Regions from separate parts of the Homo sapiens genome. Here regions 2 and 3 are each linked to region 1. Evidence: chromatin loops called from intact Hi-C (ENCODE). Cell type or tissue: dorsolateral prefrontal cortex. All regions are shown on one strand. Links, peaks and the distances in the headings refer to the core of each region. The heading gives the core; the rest is flanking DNA.

Region 1 (7,939 bases), core at 1,108-6,107:
TGGCTCACTCTTATAATCCCCGTGCTTTGGGAGGCCAAGGTGAGAGGATTGCTTGAGCTCAGGAGTTCAAGACCAGCCTGGGCAACATAGCCAGACCCCCTAAAAAATAAAAAAAAATTAGCCAGGCATGGTGGTGCACATCTGTGGTCCCAGCTACTCAGGAGGCTGAGAGGGGAGAATCACTTGAGCCCAGGAAGTTGAGGCTGCAGTGAGCTGTGATTGTGCCACTGCACTATAGCCTTGATGATAGAGTGAGACTCTGTCTCAAAAAACCAAAGCCAAAACCAAACAACTCAATAAAAAAAAACTACAACAATAAAAAATAATACAACTATAAATACAAGATAACACATATTTACATAGTATTTACATTGTGTTTGGTATTATAAATAACCTAGAGATGATTAACATATACTGGAGGATATGTAAAGGTTATATACAAATACTACACCATTTTTTAATCAGGGACTCGAGCATCTGGAGATTTTGGTATCTGTGGGGAGTTCTGGAACTAATCCCCCCTGAATACCGTGGGAAGACTGTAGTCCCATGCTGTCCCACCATTTTCTATGGGCATCCAGGGTCAAGATGTTCCTATGAAAGTCTCTTTACTGTCTCTTTTGGGCATGCGTGCCCCAGCACCAGGATTCCTAGTCCTGGGCTCTCGTCCTGCCCTTTGCTTAAGTCTCTTCACTTCTTATCAGTCCTGGTAAGAGTGTAGCTGGGAGTATCCAGATTACTGTAGTATAGAGGGAGAAGTATGATGGGCATTGAGAACACTAGGGAGGAGGTGAGAGGAAAGAGGTTGTAACACCCTAAAAGAGGGTCATATTTTGTACTGTCACTATTCATCTTTCATTATTCAGGCACTCATCACTCAGCTCCCTCTTTTTTTTTTTTTTTTTTGGAGACAGAGTCTCGCTCTGTGGCCCAGGCTGGAGTGCTGTGGCATGATCTTGGCTCACTGCAACCTCTGCCTCCCAGGTTCAAGTGACTCTTCTGTCTCAGCCTCCCAAGTAGCTCGGATTACAGGCACACACCACCATGCTCAGCTAATTTTTGCATTTTTAGTAGAGATGGGGTTTCACCATGTTGGCCAGGCTATTCTTGAGCTCCTGACCTCAAGTGATCTGCCTGCCTCAGCCTCCCAAATTACTGGGATTATAGACATGAGCCACTACGCCCGGCCCCAGCTCCTTCTATTTTTCTTTTTTTTTTTTTTTTTTGAGACAGATCTTGCTCTGTCACAAGGCTGGGGTGCAGTGGCGATCTTGGCTCACTGCAACATCTGACTCCTGGGTTCAAGCGATTCTCCTGCCTCAGCCTCCCGAGTAGCTGGGATTACAGGCACGTGCCACCACGCCCAGCTAATTTTTGTATTTTTAGTAGAGACAGGGTTTCACCATGTCGGCCAGGATGGTCTCTATCTCCTGACCTTGTGATCCGCCTGCTTCGGCCTCCCAAAGTGCTGGGATTACAGGCGTGAGCCACCGTGCCCGGCCTATTTTTTTTTTTTTCTTAAGTCTCTTCATCCTTCTTTCAATACTTTCCCACACTTCCATGGGGTGGCAGATCCCCCCAACCCTCCTTTTCCTCATCCCCACCTACCTCCACCCTAGCTCCTAGCTTAGTGTTTGCTCTATGGATAATAATTTTCTTCTTTCTCCCTCCTTTGTAGAGTGGAGTCTTGTTCAACTGAGAACTTGGAGCTTCGGAAGAAGGTAGAGGTTCTAGAGAACACTAATAGGTAAGTGTCACTGGACTGAGAGCTGATTGCGCTACCAATGGAAGATGGGGAAGGAAGAGGATAGAATCCAGAACCAGGGATGGCAGAAAAGTGGAGGAGGTCACAGTGAAAGTGCAGTTGTGCTGAGATGCTCAGCATGGCCAAACTCCACCCACCCACTCCTGCTACACACACACGCATGCACACGTGCTACTCTTGCACATATACAAACACATATGCACACATGCTCTCATGTTCACATCCACAATACACATATGTACACACTCTCATATGCACATACATGTACACATACATGCATATTCTTTACTTTTCCTAAATGATACAGGATTGAAGAAGAAGCTGATCATGACAAGGACTATGACTAGGGGGTTAAAAAAGAGGCTTGGAGGAGAATAAGATCAACAAGCCTGATTCTCCTGAAAATGACATCAAAATTTAGAGGTGACCAAGGAGGCACTGGCCACTTCATTATAATCTAATTTTAGTAGCAAATGATACTTATTAGTTTAAAAAAAGAGAAAATCATTGGTATTTTTTTTTTCTTTTTTTTGAGACGGAGTCTTGCTCTGTCGCCCAGGCTGGAATGCAGTGGCATGATATCGGCTCACTGCAAGCTCTGCCTCCCGGGTTCAAGTGATTCTCCTGCCTCAGCCTCCTGAGCAGCTGGGACTACAGGCACGCGCCACCACGTCCGGCTAATTTTTGTATTTTTTTTTTTTTTAGTAGAGATGGGGTTTCACCATGTTGGCCAGGATGGTCTCAATCTCCTGACCTCATGATCCGCCCCCACCTTGGCCTCCCAAAATGCTGGAATTACAGGTCTGAGCCACTGCTCCGGCTGCAAATCATTGTTTTTTAAATTAGTTTTTTAAAATTAGCTAGTTTATTAATTGCATTTCAAACCCATTTTACAAAAATTGTAACGGTACCAAGTTGATAAATTCCTCTAGCACTTGCTGTGCCCAGTGCTATTTTAAGCACTTTACAGCTATGAACTCATTTAGCCCTATGAGATGCCATTATTATCATCCTCACTATATAGAGGAGGTAACTGAAACTCGGAAAGTCTAGGTGATTTGTCCAAGGTCACACAGTAACCGCTAAAGCTGCATTTGAACCCAGGCAGTCTGGCTCTGGAGCCTGGATGTGGGAGGAGTATATGGAGGTTTATGCCTGGCTCATATGCAAGAGAAAGGGGTGAAAGTGCAGGGTTAAGAAACTGGCTTTTGGGGAGTTTCATCCAGAATGTATGTGTTCATGTGCACACATGATACATACCTGTGCTGTGACAATTATTTCTTAGAGACTCCTGTCACCCTGAGTGTTAGAGATCCAACAAATTAAGCAGAGAAAAATGGACTTACTGGGTAAACAAAAATTTAATCAGATTAAGGGTCAGTGTTAATGCCCAGTAACAATTGTGCAAATATTAAGGGATCAGTTTAAATCTCTTTGCATGTTATTTGATAATAACAAATGAATTTAATTCCCGTTTCCTGATGCTTCATGGTTTGTTGCTCAAAAAGCCAGCTAATATAGACATAAGCTAAAACTACCGCCAGTGGGATCCCCCTGAAATTTTCTCTGCATTTCTGGGAATGTGTGCTCAGATAGCAGTCAGGGGCAGTTCACCCCAAGTGCTCTGTAAGACAGACTGCCCAAAGGGAGGAAGTGCCACCAACTTAGTGTGGCATTACCTTGATCTCATGAGGCAAGGGAGCTGGTTTCACTGCTTGCCTTTGGCCGTTAGTCTGCTGGGGCTTCCTCTGTTTTTATCTCCACTTCCTCTCCCTGGGGGGATTGCCTGAGGCGGCTCTGTTTCTCTGGATCCTGCTCCCCGAGCCAGCATATGTATGCATGTTTTTAGCATCCTGAGCCGATAGGCGTTCCCGGCACCCATCCTGGCACTTGCTTCCGCAGCAGCCCCATGTTCATGGGTGGGTGGGACAAATCCTGGCCAAGAATTGGCGAAAAGGGGAAGAGCAAAGACCTCCTTGGAGTTTGTGTTCAGGTTTCGTCCTCTACAGGCTCCGTGTCAGGCCTTCCCTGGGCCACATGGGGGCAGCAGAGGCACAGCAGGGATGTGCTGGGGCGAAGTCCGGGTGTGTGAGGGAGAAGGACCGACCCCACTACCTTGCCTGGGAAGTCTCTCCTCTCCTCTGCAGGTGGACTGTGCTGCGTGTTCCTTCCTTCCTTCCTTCCTTCCTTCCTTCCTTCCTTCCTTCCTTCCTTCCTTCCTTCCTTCCTTCCTTCCTTCTCTTTCCTTTTTCTTCCTTTTCTTTCTTTCTCTTTCTTTTTCTTTCTTTCTTTTTTCTTCCTTTCTTCCTTCCCTTCCTTCCTTTCCCCTTCTCCTTCCTTTCTCCCTCCTTCCTTCCTTCCTTCCTTCCTTCCTTTCCTTCTTTCCTTTGTTCCTCCCTCCCTCCCTCCCTCCTTCCACATTTTTATTTTTGTTTGCTTGTTTGAATCAGATATCCAAATAAGGTCCATGTGTTCAAACTGTTTGATATGTCCATTACATATCTTTTTGTCTGTAAGTTCTCTTGCATGTCTTTGCTGTTATTTAGTAAAGGCCGAGTCAGTTGTCCTGTAGAGTCTTCCTGGTCTTAGTTTACCTGTAATGTCCTTGTGGTGTCCGTTAGCACAGTCCTTCGTCCACTACAGACTCTACTTTGTTTGGTTTTGGTTTTTGGTAAGAATTCTTCATAGGTTCCACTACATGCCTCCATCAGAAGGAACATAAAAATTGGTTATTCGGTTCTCCACAATGTATACTTATTGGCTAGAGAGATCAATACATTAGGGGTTTGAAAGTAGCCTTATAGAATTCTATCATTTCTCCTCCAGTTATTAGCAGAATATTTTTCTAAAGCAAGACTCTTCATCGTTAATGAACATGGGTACACAAGTAACCATGAGATGCTGATTTCATTGTCTTTGGGTATATACCAGCAGAGGGATTGCTGGGTTATATGCTAGTTCTATTTTTAATATTTTGAGGAACCTCTACACTGTTTTTCATAATGGTTTTACTAATTTACATTCCCACTAACAGTGTGGAAGGGTTCCCTTTTCTCCACACCATTGCCAACACTTTTCGCGCCTTGTCTTTTTTATAATGATAGTACTAACAGATGTGAAGTGATATCATGTAGGGTTTTGATTTACGTTTCTCTGATGACTAGTGTCAGTGAGCACCTATTCATATACCAGTTGACCATTTTTATGTTTTCTTTAGAGACATGTCTATTCAGATTCTTTGCCCATTTTTTAAAATTGGTTGTTTTTGATATTGAGTTGTATGAGTTCCTCATATGTTTTTAATATTAACCCCTCATGATGGTTTATATGGTTTGCAAACATTTTCTCCCAATCCGTGGGCTGCCTTTTCATTTTGTTAATTTTTGTTGTTGTTGTGCAGAAGCTTTTTAGTTTGATATAGTTTTACTTGTTTATCATACGTTTCGACTTAAGGAAGATGCATACATAATATGTGCTCCTTGTAAAAATAATTTAGGAAAAAAAAAGAATCCTTTCACTCAGAGGTATCTTTATGTTTTGGAATATCTTATGTGTATGTATTTATATTGTACATACTTCTTTGTTAAGAACTATTTCCACATAACAAAACACTGGACATATTCTCATACATTTCTACAGGATCTTTGACTCACCATTAAAAATAATCTACCTTGATCAGGCGCAGTGGCTCATGACTGTAATCCTAGCACTTTGGGAGGCCGAGGCAGGTGGGTCACCTGTTGGTCAGAGATCACCTGACCAACATGGTGAAACCCCATCTCTACTAAAAATACACAAATTATCTGGGCGTAGTGGCAGACACCTGTAATCCCAGCTACTCGAGAGGCTGAGGCAGGAGAATCGCTTGAACCTAGGAGGCAGAGGCTGCAGTGAGCCGAGATTGTGCCATTGCACTCCAGCCTGGGCGACAGAGCGAGACTCTGTCTCAAATAATAATAATAATAATCTACTTCATGCTATTGGGATCTGAGCCTTCCCTGACAGTCTGCTGTTACTGAATGTGACCAGGGCTAGCTTAGCCACCTGTTAAAGCAGGGAAAGTTTTTTGTTTATGTGTTTTGTTGTCAGCATTATTAAGGCATAATTGACAAAATTGCATATTTTTACAGTATACAATGTAACGATTTGATGTATGCATATATTATGAAATGATTATCACAATCAGGCTGATTAACACATCCATCACTCCACATAATTACCTTTTTTTTCTTTTTCTTTTTGGTGCCAATGCTTAGCACACTTCTAGTATATAATATGGCATTTTTAATTACAGTCACCATGCTGTACAGTAGATCCTCAGAATGTATTTACCTTATAACTGAAAGTTTGTATTCTTTGACCAGTTCTCCCACTTCCAGTGCCCAGTGACCACCTTTCTATTCTCTTGTTTCTGTGAGTTTGACTTAAATTTTTCTTTAGATGTAAGTGATACCATACAGTATTTGTCTTTGTCTGGCTTATTTTACTTACAAAGCAGAACAAGTTTGTCGATGTTCCTCTTCCCCTTGGCCTCCTTCCCTGTACTCTGTGCCTTCCCTTGAGTCTCAGGAGCGCAGTGGCTCTGTGTGTCTTCTTCTCCCATTTCTTCTCCCTCTTCAAGACTCACCTCTCCTCGTGGATAACGCTTTTATGGTAGTAATGGCTGGCAATGGATTCATCTGTGATCTTCCCACAGATAATTGTAGCGGGGACCTCCTAAGATCATAATATTTAAGACCTGGCGCGGTGGCTCACACCTGTAATCCCAGTATTTTGGGAGGCCGTGGCTGGTGAATCACCTGAGGTTGGGAGTTCGAGACCAGCCTGATCAACATGGAGAAACCCCATATCTACTAAAAATACAAAATTAGCTGGGCGTGGTGGCGTGTGCCTGTAATCCCAGCTACTCAGGAGGCTGAGGCGGGAGAATCACTTGAACCTGGGAGACGGAGGTTACGGTGAGCCGAGATCACGCCATTGCACTCTAACCTGGGCAACAAGAGGAAAACTCCATCTCAAAACAAACAAACAAAACCAGTAGCTTTTAATGTATTTTGGCTTGAGAGGGAAATAGATAAAAGCAGGGCTGCTTCGCTCAAATGGGGAATAGACCTAGAGTTCCTCTAACTGCTCTTCCCCCTTTCTCTTTGTTTTCTGCCGAGGGCGTCTGTGGCGCTCAGAGAATACCACAGTAACCAAAATGACTGATGTAAGCATTGGCAATGCCCTGCCCTAGAGCCAGCCATGGGGAGCTGGTGATTGGGGTACTGGGCAAGGGAAGACGTTGGGACCCTTTACTCACATCACCCCATGCAGGTGACCAGTGTTTGGGCAGTGTGCAGGGCTGGGCTGGGGAATGCACACCTGTGTGTGTGTTCCTGTTGATGCTTCTCATATTATCATTCTTCAGAGGCAGCTGGATGGAAGTAGAACAACTTTGATAAGTGAAGAGGATCCTGGGTCACCAGAAATGGGGGGTGGAGAGGCCTTGGGGGCCATTGTTTCATATGCATGGCATGGCAGGGAAGGTGAGTGGCTGTTTCATCATTGACCAAATGAAAGAAAATGATACCTCTTTACTTTTTTCCACCCCTATACAATACCCCACAGGGGACTTTCGCATCTACCCAGATGAAAATTTGTGCTCAGATTATGAGTCAATCCTGAGTATGGTTTTCTTTCTTTTTTTTTTTGTACTGGACTCAGCAGCAGCCACCTAGCCTATTATTGATTTCTAGATGAAAAGATCTTTTATCTGAGCTATGGAGAGTGGAAGAGGACAGGGCCGGGAGAGTAGATGAGGAAGTCTTTTTCATCTTTCTTCAGTTTTTCTCTGGGAGACTCTGGGAACAGAGCTGAAGTGGTGCGAAAGCACCTTCACACTTCCTTTGCTGAGGTGATCCGCTAATTGCATGCTATCAGGAAATGTGTAAGATGGGAGTGAGATGGTTTCCCAGGGGGCCCTTCTTCCTGTGCTCCATCAAGAAATACATTTTCACTTGCTGGTGTCTGAGCAGTGCCTGTGTGGCTGCTAGAGAATCCTTCTGGCTTTTCTAAGTGAATGCACCTCTCTAAGCTGCAAGCTTTCTGGATGGCCCCACCCTGGTCTCATCCCTGAGAAATCTTGTCATTTTTTCCCACTGGTATAGTTTTCTTCTGCATGAGTGATGCACA
Region 2 (7,939 bases), core at 1,355-6,354, 290 kb after region 1:
CAACTGATAGGACAGTTGGATCATAAATTTCGAGTAGGGTCAAGAGTCACTTTATGACTATTACTAGAAAAGATCATTACCAAAAGAGTAAACTAAGAAAAAAAAAACAAAAAAGAAAAATAAAAACATGAAAAATGGCCTCCTTTTTTACATTTCCACATAGGTGATCTCCATACGAGGAGATGAACTTGAACTTGGTTGGGCGGGAGACGAACCTGGTTGGGCGGGAGACTGGAGCCCCTCAGAGAATTTGGGATTCTTCCATTTTTACTGGGAGGGTTGGCAGGTATAACATGTGTTGTTATGTGAGTCCATGAGAGCCTCTGGGGTTCTTACTCCCTGCCTCTCCGTGTGGTGGAGAGTCAGTCGCTTACTCTGAAGCACTCGACTGATTTCTGTCTGTGGCTTATCCATGAACAGTGGCTTGGAAGTGTGAAAGCATGAGAAGCATGCAGTGGAACAGCATGCGCTGCCGTCATCTTCTACTTGGTTCTGCATGGGAAAGCTCCTGGGCTGGCTGCCTCTGAGCTCAGGCATTTCTCTCTCTCCCTACAGAACTCCCTGAAGGCTTCAAATCGGAAGAAGAAGAGAACAAGCTTTAAAAGAAAAGCCAGTAAAAGAGGGATGGAAGTAAGTGTTTCAGAGTTTTATTCTGAGGAATTTCCACTTTCTTTCCATAGTCTACTCTGTCCTATGAGATCTGGTCCAAGTTGATTTTTCTGATCTATCTTCTACTACTGCTTTCTCCTCACTACACTCTAACCACAATAGGATTCTTTCTGTTCTTTTAAAAAAACAAACACTCAAAACTAACCTCTGCGCTTGCCTGGAAATGTTATCCCCAAGATGATGATGATGAAGATCCAAGCTAATATTTCTGGAATATTTGGAGTTTACAGAGTAAAATAAAAAGCCTGGCTTAATTCTCTGGAGCAAATGATAACTTGAGATACTTTCTTCCAAGCCTTACATGGAAGTCGTGTTAAGAGTCAGCCCTGGGAAACAAAATGTATTATTGGGTGGTTTTCCACCTCCCTTGCCTTGGGGTTGCCTTTCAAGCCATGGATGTGTATCCTAACAGTGCTGATTGCTTCTTTCAGCAGGAAAACAAAGGTCGTCCTTTTGTGATAAAACCCATCTCTTCTCCTCTCATGAAACCCTTGCTTGTATTTGTGAATCCCAAGAGTGGAGGCAACCAGGTGAGTAATTTTTCATGATTTTCAACTTAGAAGTTTTGATAATTTCTTGACGACACAACTCTCACTGCCAATTAAAATAGTACCACTAGGATCCCAAGCTTTGGAAGACACCGGTTTCTCAGGAACAAGGTTATTGTTTCTCTGATAGCTTTACACATTACAGGGCTGGGCAAAACCTAGATGTTCTATAATTTATCTGTCTGCTTCCATATAAGACTATAACAAAGGCACTTAAGAAACCTAACTACTGACTTTTTCCTTACAGATTTTCAAGAAAGGATATTCTAGAATTTCTCTTAGTTCGTATGTTTCAGGATTCCTCAATTCTTATAGTTAGGAGGCCCTTCATCAACTTCTTTTTATTTCTTTCTATTGCAATTTAGATACAACCACTTTCATCCCTATCCTCAGAGAAGAAAAAAGGATGATTCATGAGCCATGATAATCCCTACCAAATACCACCAACATTATAGAAAATATCAACTTCTTAAGGTTTCACTTGGTCCTAGCCCAAATCCAATAGTACAGATACTTATCTCATTTGAGAATAAAGAAATTGACTTAGAAAAGTTAAGTCTAAAGGCATGCCTAAAGTGACACTGGTCTATAAAGGACAGAATTTGTTCTTGAATCCTGGTCTTTGTCTCTTCATCCGATTATCTTCCCACTCTCTGAGGCTTCTTATCAATACTCTTCTATGGGCTTTAATTTTCTGTTATTTTCTTCTGAGTTTGGATGAGAAAATATTTTCTTTATCCACGAAGTATATATTTTACATTTTGAGACAAGATTCCTTCAAGTTTTACAATAAACAACTGGAGATTTGAAACCCTTTAGTCATCCCATATAAGGAAGGTAAGTTGTATAAATAGGATTGACCCACTGGTCCAAGATGATGTTCTTATTACTAAAGACAATGGGCATTGTCCAGAATGTATTAATTACAATAAAACTTCTCTTATGGGAGCTTATGATTTAAATGAAATATTATTCTTCCTTTCATCTCTGCCTTCAAAATTCTCAAAAACTTGATATGGTAAAAATGTGTATTAACATTTTGGAGAACAAGGAAAAGAAATTTGTGTAAGCAAAGAAACCATTTGTTTTCAAGTCCTGCATTTTTGAGTTGCTGAGAGATCTTTATGGAGTAATGATGGCAATTCTAAGACATCATTAGAGGAGGACCTAGACATGGGTTTCCTTGAAATGAGGTTTAATTTTCCCTGAACAATACCCACTCTCTTGGGCTAGTATCCCTATGTTCTATCAAAGGTTAGAGATGCAGTTGGGAACCCTGAAACATGGAAATGTAATTAGTTCCATGATTTTGGCCACCTGAGCACCACATATCAATTAGTTTCAAATATATTTTGTCATGACAGTCCACATATAAGATGCATTTATTAAATCATTATAAGCTCTCTTTCCTAGGGCGCACAGAGGCTAGTAAGTTATCTATTTCTTTAAGGAGCTGATGATCCAGTTAAGACATAGCCTGTTCCTATTCCAGTCTATGTGTAAATTATTAATGACGGGGACTTCAGAGATTATCTAATATTGCTTCCTATTTCACTAAATAGAAAAGGGAGGTCAAGGAAGCTTAAAATGAATTTTCTAAAGACATCTTGTAAATGACACAAAAGGAACAAATGGAAAATAATTTAAGCAACATTAACTGCATGTGACTTCTAAATTGAGTGGCTCAGACTGCAGTGCTATGATATTTCAGAGGTAAGCAGTGACTTGGGAGTGATAAGGAAATGGTGTCATGGACATGGCTGAAATCAAAGATGGGTACTACTTAGTTATGCAGAGGAGAGAAGACTGGAAGGTCTGTCCTTTTCCTGCTCTTTACTGTGGCAGATTCCTGTTCAGCAAATTCTTGTTCATCCTTCGAGGCTCAGTGGTGCCTTTCTGAACCATTTCTCGAGATCAATCATCCTGTCCACTATGCCCCGATAGCCCTTGGTACACACTTGCATGATATGAACAGTAACATAACTGCTCTATGTGCGTCTTCACTGTTGGGGTACAGGTCCACCATTGAATCTGTGATTTCTAGAACACGGCACATAGTTAAATAATTGTATAATAGGATTAGAAGAACAGATGTCATGATGCCGATTATTCATTTTGAGGACAATATGATGAGTGGTGCATGCATATTAAGTTATTGGAAATGTGATTAAAGATTAGAATGATCCTATGGAATCACGTCTTCAAGAAACAGGATACTTCAGGTTGAAGACTTTGGATTTATGCAATGGAAACTAGTTTTTTTGCTGTTTAAAATATTTTAGTTTAAAAAATCTTTTGGCTTTTGAACAGAGGAATAATATGGTGGAATTTAATGTGCGTATGATTCAGATGGGAATTGTGCTAAAATGCAGATTCTGCTTCAGTAAGTCGGGGTGGGCCCTAAGATGCTGCATTCGTAATAAGCTCGCAGGTGCTGAGACTGCTGCTCAGAGAACCATACTATGGTTAGCAGGGGCTTACTGTGATAAATAGAAAAATAGATACTTTTTGTTAAATCTTGAGTTTTGCCTTTTAATAATTTACTTATTCCACTCACCTGCTTTTAGATATAAAGGATTCCTATCTCCTTCTGTCTTTGAAACTTAGGCTTTAGACTTTTTTTTTCTTTTTTTTTAAAAAATTTTTAACTTGCTTAGTCTTCTAAGTAAATTACTGGACAATATTGCCACCTACTGGCAAGAAAAATAGCTTTTTCTCTTTATATAATATTTTACTTGTGTAAGAAAAACATTTTGAAGGAATGTATTGGGATGAACCGTGTAAGGACTGCTTCTATGTCTCTCTTTTAAGAAATCCCATATTTTAAAACTCTTTAATTTTTTTTCTAAATTGATACATTCTTTTTGTACATACTTATGGAGTACATATGCTATTTTGATACATTTATGGCATGTATAATGAGCAAGTTAGTGTATTTAGCACATCTATCACCTCAAACATTTATCATTTCTTTGTGTTTGAAATATGTCAAATCTTCTAGCTATTTTGAAATGTGCAATATACTGTTGTTAAGTATAGTCACCCCACTGTGCAAACACTAGAACCTATTTCTTCTATGTAATTGTATGTTTTTACTCACTGTCCAACGTCTGGTCATCCCCCACACCCACCACACCCTTCCCAGTCTTTGGTAACTATCATTCTACTCTCTACCTCTGTCAGATCCACTTTCTTAGCTCTACTACATATGAGTGAGAACATGTCAATTTTTGTCTTTCTGTGCCAGGTTTATTTCACTTAACATAATGACCTCCAGTTCTATCTTTGTTGCTGCAAATGACAGGATTTCATTCTTTTTTATGGTCAAATAGTATTTTATTATGTATATATACCACAGTTTCTTTATCCATTCTTCCACTGATGAACACCTAGGTTGTTAAATCTCTTCTTTTAAACTTAGCAGTAATTGTCTCTTTGTTTTTCCAACACTCTTAAGGTAGCGATGACACTGGGTGTTTTGCAAAGCTGTAGAGCTTGGTAGCACTGCTGCTATTATTTTATTGGGATTTGACTTATTTGAGGAATCAGGGACCAAAATTTCAACTTTTTTTATTTTATTTTATTTTATTTTATTTTATTTTATTTTATTTTATTTTATTTTATTTTATTTTATATTTTTGAGACGGAGTCTTGCTCTGTCACCCAGGCTGGAGTGCAGTGACACGATCTCAGCTCACTGCAACCTCCACCTCCCAGGTTCAAGCAATTCTCTTGGCTCAGCCTCCCAAGTAGCTGGGATTACAGGCATGTGTCACCACACCAGGCTAATTTCTGTATTTTTAGTAGAGACGGGGTTTCACTATGTTGGCCAGGCTGGTCTGGAATGCCTGACCTCAGGTGATCTGCCCGCCTTGGCCTCCCAAAGTGCTGGGATTATAGCACTGTGCCCAGCCAAAAATTTCAACTTTGAATACCTCCTTCGGTGGAAAGAGATAGTAAGTGTAACATAAAGTTTACTCCAGTGCAATCCCCTCCTATGTGTGGAAACTTTCGAGTACTAGAGAAATACGTCCCCTCCCTTACACTTCTGTTTGCCTTAATGTCAAAACTTAGATTTTTCTTTGAGGTCCTGGACTCATTAGCATCTTTCTGAGTTTTATAGAATCCTGTGATATCTCTCAGTGTTTCCTGCTTTCACACTGTCTCTCCCTCACGTTCTCTCATGACTTTCTCTTCCAGTGACCTAGACTTTAACTTCAGGGTAAAGCAATGTTCTGACCTCTAGGATGATTCTATCTGATCATCCCTGAGAGCCAAGGGATCCAGACCCTGGCTTTGCACACTGTTCGATGTGGAATCCTGGGGTAGAAGTATGGCAGGAGTTGGATCCTTGGATTACAGGTCCCAGGGTCTTTATCAGTAGGGTGATCGAGGAAGAGGTGTCCAGTCTGTGGACAGACACATGGCAGCTGAGTTTACACCACCATCTGGGAATCGGCTTTCTCAGACTAGGGCCACCCCTCCTAAGTCAGGGGCCAGTCACATCAAGGTGGGGAGAAGGGGAAGACAGAAAGAGTAAATAACTTCAGATGAGAAATTTGAGTCCCAAAACTGTTTCTAAATAATTGGACAAGCAACTTTAATGAAGTAGTTACTTTTTTGCAGTACTGGAAACTTCTCAACCTAGTGATAATTCAAGGATCATTATGTTTAGATAAAAGTGCAGGCTCCCTAAGGTTTAGAGTAGGCAGGGAAGAGGGCAGAGGGAAGTCAGTAGACGAGGACACTTGTCAAAATGCAGCCTCAACATCTTCTTGTCCAGCTAGCCTCAACAGATGGAATTAAAACAACCAAATGATGAACCTATGGAAAGTCCTATTTCTGAAATCATAGTATTGGTGGGAGGATTGGGCAGCTAAGACCCAAACTAGCTCCTGTGATAGGTCTGGTTCCTTAGTCTGTAGCCAGAGCGATGCATAAAAAATGTCAGTCTGGGAGAAAAAAAAGCTGGTCTGAATCTCTTAATGAAGACTTTTCAGTGACTCCTTGTTTTCTATAAATTAAAGCCTAAGCCTCTCAGCATACATTATTTAAACCACAGCTCACTTCAGCTGTCTCCTCTCTCGCAACTCCCTGTCTCATGGTTCAGAAAAGTGAACAGAATGTAGCTTTTTCATGGGATGTCTTGCTGTTTCACACCTTTTGTGCCTTTACCCTGAAGGTTCTTCATCTATTCGAGGTGGAAAGAAATAGTTAAGTCTACTCATTTTTCAAGACACATTTCAGATATTTTACTTACAACGCCTTCTAATCTCTCAACTTGGGCTTAAGAGTGTTTCCTCTGGGCACTCATCCTCCTTAGCAGACGTCTGTATCAGAGAAGTTCCCATCTTTGGTGAATTAATTTATTTTGTATTGCTCTCCTTCCAGTAAGTTCTGAGATCCCGACGGTACACATGGACAGAGTAGGGGCCTAATACGTATTTATCAAATAAATGAGGCATTCTATTTGGATTGTTTGAAGCAGTTTGAAATAATAATTTCTTAAGCCCTTCCTCTCATTAATGTATTTTTCTCAGGCCTTTCTTATTGTCTGGGCAGTTGTTCTTTCTATAATCTAGATAATGCCTGCATGATATAAACCAAGACTTAGTAACATAGCAGAGTTTCAACCTACACTAGAGTTATGGTGCTTTGATGAAGATTGATGAGCTATTTGAACCGACCCGTTCTTGATTGCTTCTCCACACCCCCAACAATTGTCATTATGTTTTCCTTTATGAATAATGCATGGAACTTCCTTCTGAGAACAAGATCATCTCTGTCTTGTTCATCTCTGTATTCTCCTACCTAAAACTGTGCCTGTCACATAGTAGGTGAATGAATGAATCTTGTTCAATCCAGTCACTTTTTGGGAATTTGTATTCTCCTGTTGCACTCCCTCCCTAGTACTTGCTGCTTGGAAGAATAATGTTCTTTTACTCCTTAGGAATACCCATTCTTATAATATCTAAAAAAGTTCTGTGGCCAGTGAGGTATATCTACAGTAGCATGCATGGATTGGGATTGGCATATAAGCTGTTTTTTTTTTTCATTTAGAGAAAATTAGACTCTTGCACAAAAGTTGCAGTTTTTATGTTTGGCATTATAGCATGTGATAACTATGAGAGTGCTGGAGAGTTGTTAGTAAGTGACAGATGTCTAAATGAGCAGATTTAATCCTACTATTGAGGAAGAAATGAATTACCCTTCTCCTGGTGAATTAATATTTGTCAAACCATTCAGTTACATTTAATAAATTATCTCTATTAAAGCTTTAAAGTTACTTAACCCAGAGGTAACAGCAGAGTTAATAGAATTCATTTAAGTGTGTGAGTTAGATCTTTGTTTCTCCACACACTAGGTGGAGCATTTTTTCAACGCTTTCTTTTAGATACTTACATTTTTGGTAATAAATACCATATTTTGAAAAGAAGATTACTTTTTAAAAGATGTAATCATATCATGCCTGAATGTCAATTTCAACAGGGTAGCCATGCCTGGCTATGCAAGTTATCTTTACACAATTGCAGGCATGTTATTCCAATAGACTGCAATAGAAATGTCACCTCTGTGGCCACTCGGACCTTTTAGAGAAATTCAAGTTTAAGGAAAACAACCTCTCAATGCTTTTTATTTTTATTTTTTGGAAGATGTTAGTTACCTATTAATATTTGCATAATGGAGAGGCTGAAGCTGAGCTGTGCACTCTACTATAGCAC
Region 3 (7,939 bases), core at 1,564-6,563, 240 kb after region 1:
TTGGTCATGTTTTTATTAGAACAGTGTAATATAATGGACTGTGATCTATACTGTATTCCATATTGTCTTAGTTTAAACGGATATGTTCCCCCCTCTGCCCACCCCGTACCACACACCTACAAATAAGTTTCTTTTGAATACCAACACCAGCAAAATCAGGAAACCCTTAGTAAGGGTGCTTAGGTGCTGTTTGATATTTAAGGCAGTAAGCTCAACTGGCCTTTAAATTCATTGATGAGAGCAAATTATTGTTTTTTAAATAATTTTAATTTTTAAACATGTTTCATGTTCTAGGCAATATTTGTTTAAATTATGTTTTTGTGCTAGGTTCTATAACAACTGTGTCCCAATGTAAGGAATAAGAGGTAACCTACTGAATGCTTCTTTTTTGAGATGGAGTCTCGCTCTGTCGCCCAGGCTGGAGTGCAGTGGCGCGATCTCGGCTCACTGCAAGCTCTGCCTCCCGGGTTCACGCCGTTCTCCTGCCTCAGCCTCCTGAGTAGCTGGGACTACAGGTGCCCACCACCATGCCTGGCTAATTTTTTTGTATTTTTAGTAGAGACGAGCTTTCACTGTGTTAGCCAGGATGGTCTCGATCTCCTGACCTTGTGATCCGCCCGCCTCAGCCTCCCAGAGTGCTGGGATTACAGGCATGAGCCACTGCTCCCGGCCCCTACTGAATGCTTTTAAGTGACTTTTCTTGGTTTAATTTATCACCTTTCGTAGAGAAGTAAGCACTGGCTCATATAAGTTATTTGGGAAAAAGTGAATATTTGTAGTATTTAGAATGTCCAGATTCCTGCATCTTACCTTTGTGTATAGCTGGGAACTTAAAAATGAAAAATTGCAACCTAACTAAGCACAAAATTCTAGGTGTTTTGGGCAATTTCTGTCCGGAAGCTTATTATCCAACTACTTCAAATAACTTTAACCAGTTGAAATGTAGTCATACACCGTGAAGTCAGTGATTAAAATTTCCGATTTGCTAAAACAGTTTCCCTCAATTAAGGAACTAAAAATCTATTTACTTTTCTACTATGGCAAAAGACCTGGGACCTTTATTCAGAATTTATTTACTTAATTTTACATATGATTGTAAACTGTAATTATCTGATTTCTCAGATTAAAAGCTGTTGAGAAGCTGCCATTTAGGAAATTGAGAGCAACAAAAGACAGCAACACTGACTCAAAAGGAGCTCTACCCAAACAGAAGGACAGGAAAGAGAAAAATGACTGTTCTTTGTACAGTGCATCATGTTGTAGTCTTTATGAAGAAAAATTTAGAATATGGTTTATATATTCTGCCTCAAAAGGCACATAAGTTCATAATATATTTTAAGAGGATCTTTTAAAAATCAATATAGTTCAGTTAAAATCAGTTTTAGAACTTACAGCACTCGACTCCATATATTATCATCTGCGGAACGTTGCACTTCAGTTTTTCCATATGAATGATGTTAGTGCATTTACATGACGTTCCAGAAGGCTGAGAGATAGCATATCTTAATGCACCAGTTCTCAAATTCTTCTAGCCCAGATCCCTTGTGCAAAAGATGTTTTGACTCAGAATCCTGATTTGTAAAACAAAGGAGGAGGCATTGCATTTCATTGAATGCATGAGGCTTCCTGAGTTTTCTCCGCATCTTCCTTCCATCTTCAGTGACTTTCGTAACAGACTAAGAAATCCCTGGAACTCCATAGAACTTAATGCAGAGCGTAGTGTCAAGCACGAAGCTAGACTAGGACAGGAGTTATTGGCAAGGAGGGAGGCTTTTCAGGCATCCTTAAATCACAGCCTGTAAGTGGTTGCCTACCTGTGGTAATATTGCATTGCTTATCCACAATGTAATTTACTAGGAGTTTCATGGGAAATGAATAGACTAAAATCAACTCCAGTTTCCTTTGTGTCGCTATAACTCTGATTAGCAATGTGACTCAAATGCCCCATGCATTTTCCACAGGTGGTGCCAAAGCAGTGATTCGCACCAGGATATCCATAGGAAACAGAAGGGAAACCATGATTTGCTTATGGGTGCTCTACCCTGTAGAGCAAAATAGAATTTTTTGATTGTCCTTTTGATTGCTACTGCTGTGTTACTACGATTACTACTGTATGTTTTCTTGTTCCTCCCCCTCCTTCTTTTTCTCTTCTTCTTTTCTTTTTTAGTAGTAGAACAAGACACTGTTCAGTAGTGTAGCTAGATGCTTTGGTTTCTTTTATCATTGTTATGTGCAAAAGCAATTGTCAAATGTATTTCATGTGCTACACCATGTTCTTCCCTCAGGAAGAGGAAATCCGAGAGTGATAAAAGCATCTGCAAGCAGAATAAAGGAATCTCAGTCAGTGGATTTCTTCTACAAGTTTCATGGCAGCGGTACTGCAGTGTTTTAGGTTCTTTGTTGGTGGCTGATAATGTGTAAATACCCCATGTTGAATGAATGCAGCTGTCCAAGACCTATGAGGCTGCATTTTCTTTCCTAATCCTACCCCTCCAAAGTGGTGGTTTGCAGCTCTTCAAATCTCTGGCCGCAGCAATGCTTTATTTCTTCTCACCTACCTGACACAGTTGACTCAAAAATTATACCTCAGCAGGGGAAACCACTCCTCGGAAGGGGAAGGTTGCCAGCAATCTCTAAGAGGACAGGAACTCAGGACCTTTCACACTTGGATGCTTTGATAGCCCATCTGACAGACAGGCTTAGTTATAGTACATTTCTTTCAGGCTCAAACACAGAAATTATTCATACAAATCCTCCTTCCAGTCTGTCCTTTATAGAGAGGGCTGAACTTTCCTATCTTAGATCCTGCATGACACTGGCAGTCATGAAATGTAGATTCTGCTCATTCATCTCTCTCCATGCAGTCCATTTTTTATCATTAGAGAAAAAGATAAACTTTAAAAAGTTTTATTTCATTATAATTTTAAACTAATACTGACTGTCAGAGAGGCCGAATTGTGTAATGCTTATAAGCATGAGCTCTGAAGCCAGACCACTTGGCCCTGCTGTGCCTTAATTCACTGACCTTGGGCAGTTTTCTCATCAGTGAAATGGAATTAAGAATAGGGCCTGTTTCATAGGGTTGTGAGGGTTAAGTGAACTACCATTTGTGAAGTGCTTATAAGAACAGATAGCAAATACTATATTCCTATTAGCAGCGTTTCCTGCTTTTGTTGCTATTCTTATTATTGTTTCCTGGGCGTAAAAGCTGAACTTGCCTTCCTTTACTTCTGGAAGATTTGGGCAGAAACCGAAGTAACTTAGTCTAGACTCATGCCTGGGATAGAAGCCTAAAATGACTGGCCCCTGGAAATCTAGACTCTTTGGCAATAGGGAAAGAATGCCTGTTTTCAACTTAGATCTGAGTTTGGATGTTGGTCTTGCCCCTTAGCTACTTGAGTGATAATGTAGAAAATATTTTAAAATGGAAGAGAATAATGCCTATATTGTAAGGTTCTGAAACTTAGAAATGACAGAACAAAGAGCCAGTTCTTGTTATATGCTCAAAATATTGGAGCTATTATTATTATTATTTGAAGAGACAATCTAGCCCACCCTAAATCATGCAGATGTGGAGCTACTTGGTGAGTGCAGAGACTGTTGATAAAGTTTGTCAGTTTATTCAATATTTAAGATGAAGTTTTAAATTTGCTTTGTAATAGAAATAATTACAATGTTTGCTGTATTTATGTATTTATTATATATGCCCACTTTAATACTAGGGAACTCTTCAGAACAGACTGTTAACATTTCTTTTTTGTCTTTTGAATTGAATATTGTAGAAATCAGCTCTCAGGAGGAAGTGTGCAGTCTGTAAAATCGTCGTCCACACCGCCTGCATTGAGCAGCTAGAAAAGGTAAGAGCGCGCCCCCTGCTGCAGTTTTGTTACATTGCAAGTATTTGGTCTTCAGAGGCCCGGTGTAAATTTCCAGTTCCAACTTTTTGAAAACAATGCCCTTAAAAAAAAGCTGGAAGTCCAACATTATTACCAGATTACTAATGGAAAGACAATGTTTAAGGGTCGTTCACTCTCTTGTTTGCTGAAGTGTAATTTGATATCATTTTACGTTGACTCTTGGGAAAAGGAAGAACACAGTTAGATGGAAAAGCCTGGTGTGCACTGATTCTCTTATTATATCATCTCAGTTCAAGCATTACTATCCACCCATAGGCTGTTCCACAAGCTGTTTAAGAAGGAAGAAGTTCTATAAGCTGTTTATAATTGTTGTTCACATATATCTGACTTGTGTGGTTTACGTCTTCCTAAAGTGCCTGCAAGGGAGCGAGCCACGCTGGAAGCCGGCTCTCACTCTGCTGGGGCAGTGCTCCTCCTGTTGCTGCTCAAATGTGTGGGTGGGGCTGGAAGTGACATCCCGGTGGTGGTGTGCCTCCAGAATCAGTGGATTCGGCAAAGTCCATTTATTTGTCATTTAGGGGATGGGAAAGGCTCCAATAGTGAGTTGCCTGCCATCCTCTTTCCTTTCACACTTCCCACTACATTTTAATGTGTGTGTTTCTCTGTGTATTATCTATGTTCTTGAGCTGTCATGGGTAAATGCATTGAAATATTTTAGTCCCCCATGACATTCATGTAGTTTCACTGACATGACCAGTTGATCCTAGCTGATATCTTGTGGCAATGACTACCAACATGTTATCTTAATATTTTCTTTTCTGCCCCAACTTCACTTACTCATCTCTGCCTTCATTCTTTTGCTCCTTTCACTTTATCGAGTAGCTAACCGAAATGTCAATGTGCCTACTAGGAGACCTCCACATCTAAAAGAAAAGCAGTGCTGAATCCTTTTATAAAGAATAACTCTGGGCTGGGTGTGGTGGCTCATGCCTGTAATCCCAGCACTTTGGGAGGCCAAGATGGGTGGATCACGAGGTCAGGAGATGGAGACCATCCTGGCTAACACGGTGAAACCCCGTCTCTACTAAAAATACAAAAAATTAGCCAGATGTGGTGGCACGCACCTGTAGTCCCAGCTACTCGGGAGGCTGAGGCAGGAGAATTGCTTGAATCCAGGAGGCGGAGGTTGCAGTGAGCTGAGATCACACCACTGCACTCCAGACTGGGTGACAGAATGAGACTCCATCTCAAAAAAAAAAAAAAAGAATAACTCTGTTGTCTTTGAATAATTGTCATAATACTAAAAAAACTCAAGTTTATATTTTCTACTTTTACAATCAGAAACCCAGCTGGGTAGTTTAAGCTGCCAGTATCTTTCCTCTGGCTCTTTCTTATCTCAGTTTCTCAAATTTATGGTGTAAGAGCATTATCGTTTAAAGATACTTAGATTTGATTTGTGAGAATGAAGGAAAGGGGTTGGAGATATAGAATCACCTGGGATCTCTGTTGATTATCTAATGTGATGATTTCAAAAGACTAAGAAGAGTATTATTCCTTGTTCTTTGGAGGTTTTGCTTTTCAGTCTCAATATCTGTCACTGTTTTTTTTTTTTTCAGGTAATTCAGTCTAGTCTGATGCTTATCTCTAATATAATATACTTTTCTTTTTGAATGACAGATTAATTTCAGATGTAAACCAACATTTCGAGAAGGAGGCTCAAGGTCACCAAGAGAAGTGAGTATTTCAGAGCTTGATTTCAAGTATCACCTTTGATTTCTCATTGATTCAGTGGATTCATAGATATTCACCAGGGAATAAAAAATAAATTCTATCTCTTTCTGTTGCATGCCAATTTTTTGTTAACACATCAATAAGCACAATCAATAAAATCTTCAAGTCTTTTCAACATGTGCACACTGGACTTTATTCTCATAAAATGTACTGGGGAGTTTAAGGTCTTACCAAATGAACCAGAGACTAGAGGAAGGTGGTAGTGATAGAATTGAAGGGGTAAGAAAGAAATAGACTTTTATTACTTATTTATTTGGAGACAGAGTGTCGCTCTGTTGCCATGTGTTCTGGTTGATTTTAAGTGCATTTTTCAATTTTGAGTGGGTATAAGCCATTCATGGGGCAGCACAGTAACTGGTTATTCCTATGAGCCCTGGAGTCAGACGGTCTGCTTTCAAAACCAGCCTTGATGTGTGTGATCTTGGGCGTCTCACCTAAGCTCTCTAAATCTCAGTGTTTTCATTTGTTAAGTAAAAAATAAATACATCATAAGCTAGAACTATATTCAGTTCTCAGTCCCTGACCCTCCAGTCTGGTCGTGAAGATAAACAGGTAAAGAGGAAGTTAGAATGAAGAGTTGTTACTGATGTGTTAGTGGGAAGCAGAGGTATGACAAGAGGAGACAGCACTTATTTGTTCACATTTTATTTAGCAGAGACAGCAAGCACAGTTCAGGCAAGAACCCTCCTGTGTTATTCTGGACAGTTAAGCTCCAGGCCCAAAATTGCACTCCCTAATCAGTGAAACAAAAGCCTGCAATGAACAGAACCTGTCCTCCTAGAATGTAGTTCAGCCTGCCCAGCAGTCACTCACTGCCTCCCAAACATTAGCATCTTATACGGTATCCTCCTTAAGACAAAGTCTGGTAAAAATGATTTCTGATAAGCATACTTTCTCAGGGAGACGAGGTTCAGTTCCACTTACAGATTTACCCCTTGGAAACCTCCCCAGCTGGTCTACTCCTCAGATCAGCTCTGTGTAGTAACAAATAGGAAAGAGAGGAGAGGGGTCAGAGAAGGGGCTTCCTGGAAGAGGCGGCAATTAAGCTGAGACCTTAAGGAGCTAACTAAGTTAAGTGAGAGGAGGGTGGTTAGGAGGTGAGTGGCAAGAGCCTTCCGGATAGAAAGAAGAGCACACAAGTCCAAGTGAGAGAGGGTGTACTGAGTAAGACATGAGATCTGAGATAGCAAGAGCTGGACCCTGAAGGTCCTTGTAAGCCATGCTGCAAGTTGAGTGTTTTATCATCAGGATAGTTGGGAGGTGAGCATTAAACTACTTTAAGCCAAATATTGTTCAGGCTGCAGCGTGGAGGAAATACCATGCAGTTCAAGAGTTGGAGGCATAGAGACAACTTTCAGAAGCCATGCTAGTAATCTAGGCAAGAAATAATGGTGACGTGAACTAAGAATAACGTTGGTAGATATGAGTTTGAAGGAAACAAAATTGACAGGATGTAGTAATTGATTGGATTTTGGACACAAGAGGAGCCCAGACTAAACCAAGCTACTGCTAAGTGCGCGCACGCGCGCGCACACACACACACACAAACACACATACACACACACACACACCTGAAAAACTGATTAGATGTTGGAAAATGAGTTGATTTGAGGATGGGCTGGGGAGGTAATGAGTTTAGTTGTAGAACTGTGAAGTGTGAGGTATCCCTGTTGTCCTCAACTGGAGATGCCCAATAGAAGGTTGAGTGGGTATATGAGTTTGGAGCTTATGAGGAAGACTGGGCTGGAGGTCAGGCATTGTGAGTCATCAGCCTATTTACACAGTAATGAAAGCTGTGGGAATAGATGAACGTGGAGAGTGGAAATAGGAGATATCTGAGAATCACAAACATTTAAAGAGAGTTGATGAAAAAAGACAACATGAATATGAATGCTATAATTGCTAGTGACAATGCAAAAGGATTGGGAGAACATGTGGAAAGAGAGTAGGTTGGGATGGAGGTTGTAGAAAGAGAAAACATAGTTGTCCCCATCAGTTGTCTTCTCCCATTGTGTTTGTGCAGCATGGCAGCAATAGGAAGGTTGTGGGCCATGCGCAGGGTGAGGAAAGCAGGAGAAGAATGATAGGGCTGTGGTGCCTCAGTGCCACCCAGAGTGCAGACAGTGTGGGCCAGAAGGTAATTCAGTGGTGACTCAATTGAAGGAGGTGCTTTATTTAGGAAACTAGAAGGGGTTGTTTCAAGTTAAGATGGAGTTTATGACTTTCCAACCAGGGGATTCATATACCCACCTTTAGCTTCCTGCCCTCCAATATGTATCTCTCTCAATTGA

The links. Hi-C counts contacts between places; a loop is a spot of excess contacts. Peaks named below come from ENCODE experiments on the same cell type or tissue, not always from the same donor. Only the 100,000 strongest peaks of a DNase experiment are listed, where the experiment ranks them.
Region 2: a loop joins it to region 1, with 6 times the contacts of the local background. A loop is called at or near these places in 43 of 110 quality-filtered maps.
Region 3: a loop joins it to region 1, with 12 times the contacts of the local background. A loop is called at or near these places in 102 of 110 quality-filtered maps.

What each region holds. Positions count from the first base shown.
Region 1 is chr7:137,895,162-137,903,100 of GRCh38, reverse strand. CREB3L2 (cAMP responsive element binding protein 3 like 2) reads left to right here. Exons shown (of 12, transcript NM_194071.4): 8 at 1,679-1,747. Among named protein-coding and RNA genes, the nearest start is that of DGKI, 52 kb to the right of the region's middle. RefSeq lists enhancers at 3,013-3,729, 3,661-3,730, 7,028-7,197, 7,478-7,647. In dorsolateral prefrontal cortex, for the core only: CTCF peaks have their summits at 3,600 and 3,802 (motif pointing right); a DNase peak (open chromatin) is centred at 3,810; H3K4me3 peaks cover 674 bases; H3K27ac peaks cover 707 bases.
Region 2 is chr7:137,602,226-137,610,164 of GRCh38, reverse strand. It overlaps DGKI (diacylglycerol kinase iota), which reads left to right. Exons shown (of 33, transcript NM_001321708.2): 9 at 556-630; 10 at 1,101-1,199. Among named protein-coding and RNA genes, the nearest start is that of DGKI, 240 kb to the left of the region's middle. In dorsolateral prefrontal cortex, for the core only: CTCF peaks have their summits at 3,682 and 3,883 (motif pointing left); no DNase peak of the experiment used is centred there.
Region 3 is chr7:137,652,384-137,660,322 of GRCh38, reverse strand. It overlaps DGKI (diacylglycerol kinase iota), which reads left to right. Exons shown (of 33, transcript NM_001321708.2): 4 at 3,783-3,857; 5 at 5,535-5,591. Among named protein-coding and RNA genes, the nearest start is that of DGKI, 190 kb to the left of the region's middle. In dorsolateral prefrontal cortex, for the core only: CTCF peaks have their summits at 3,655 and 3,861 (motif pointing left); DNase peaks (open chromatin) are centred at 3,852 and 4,321.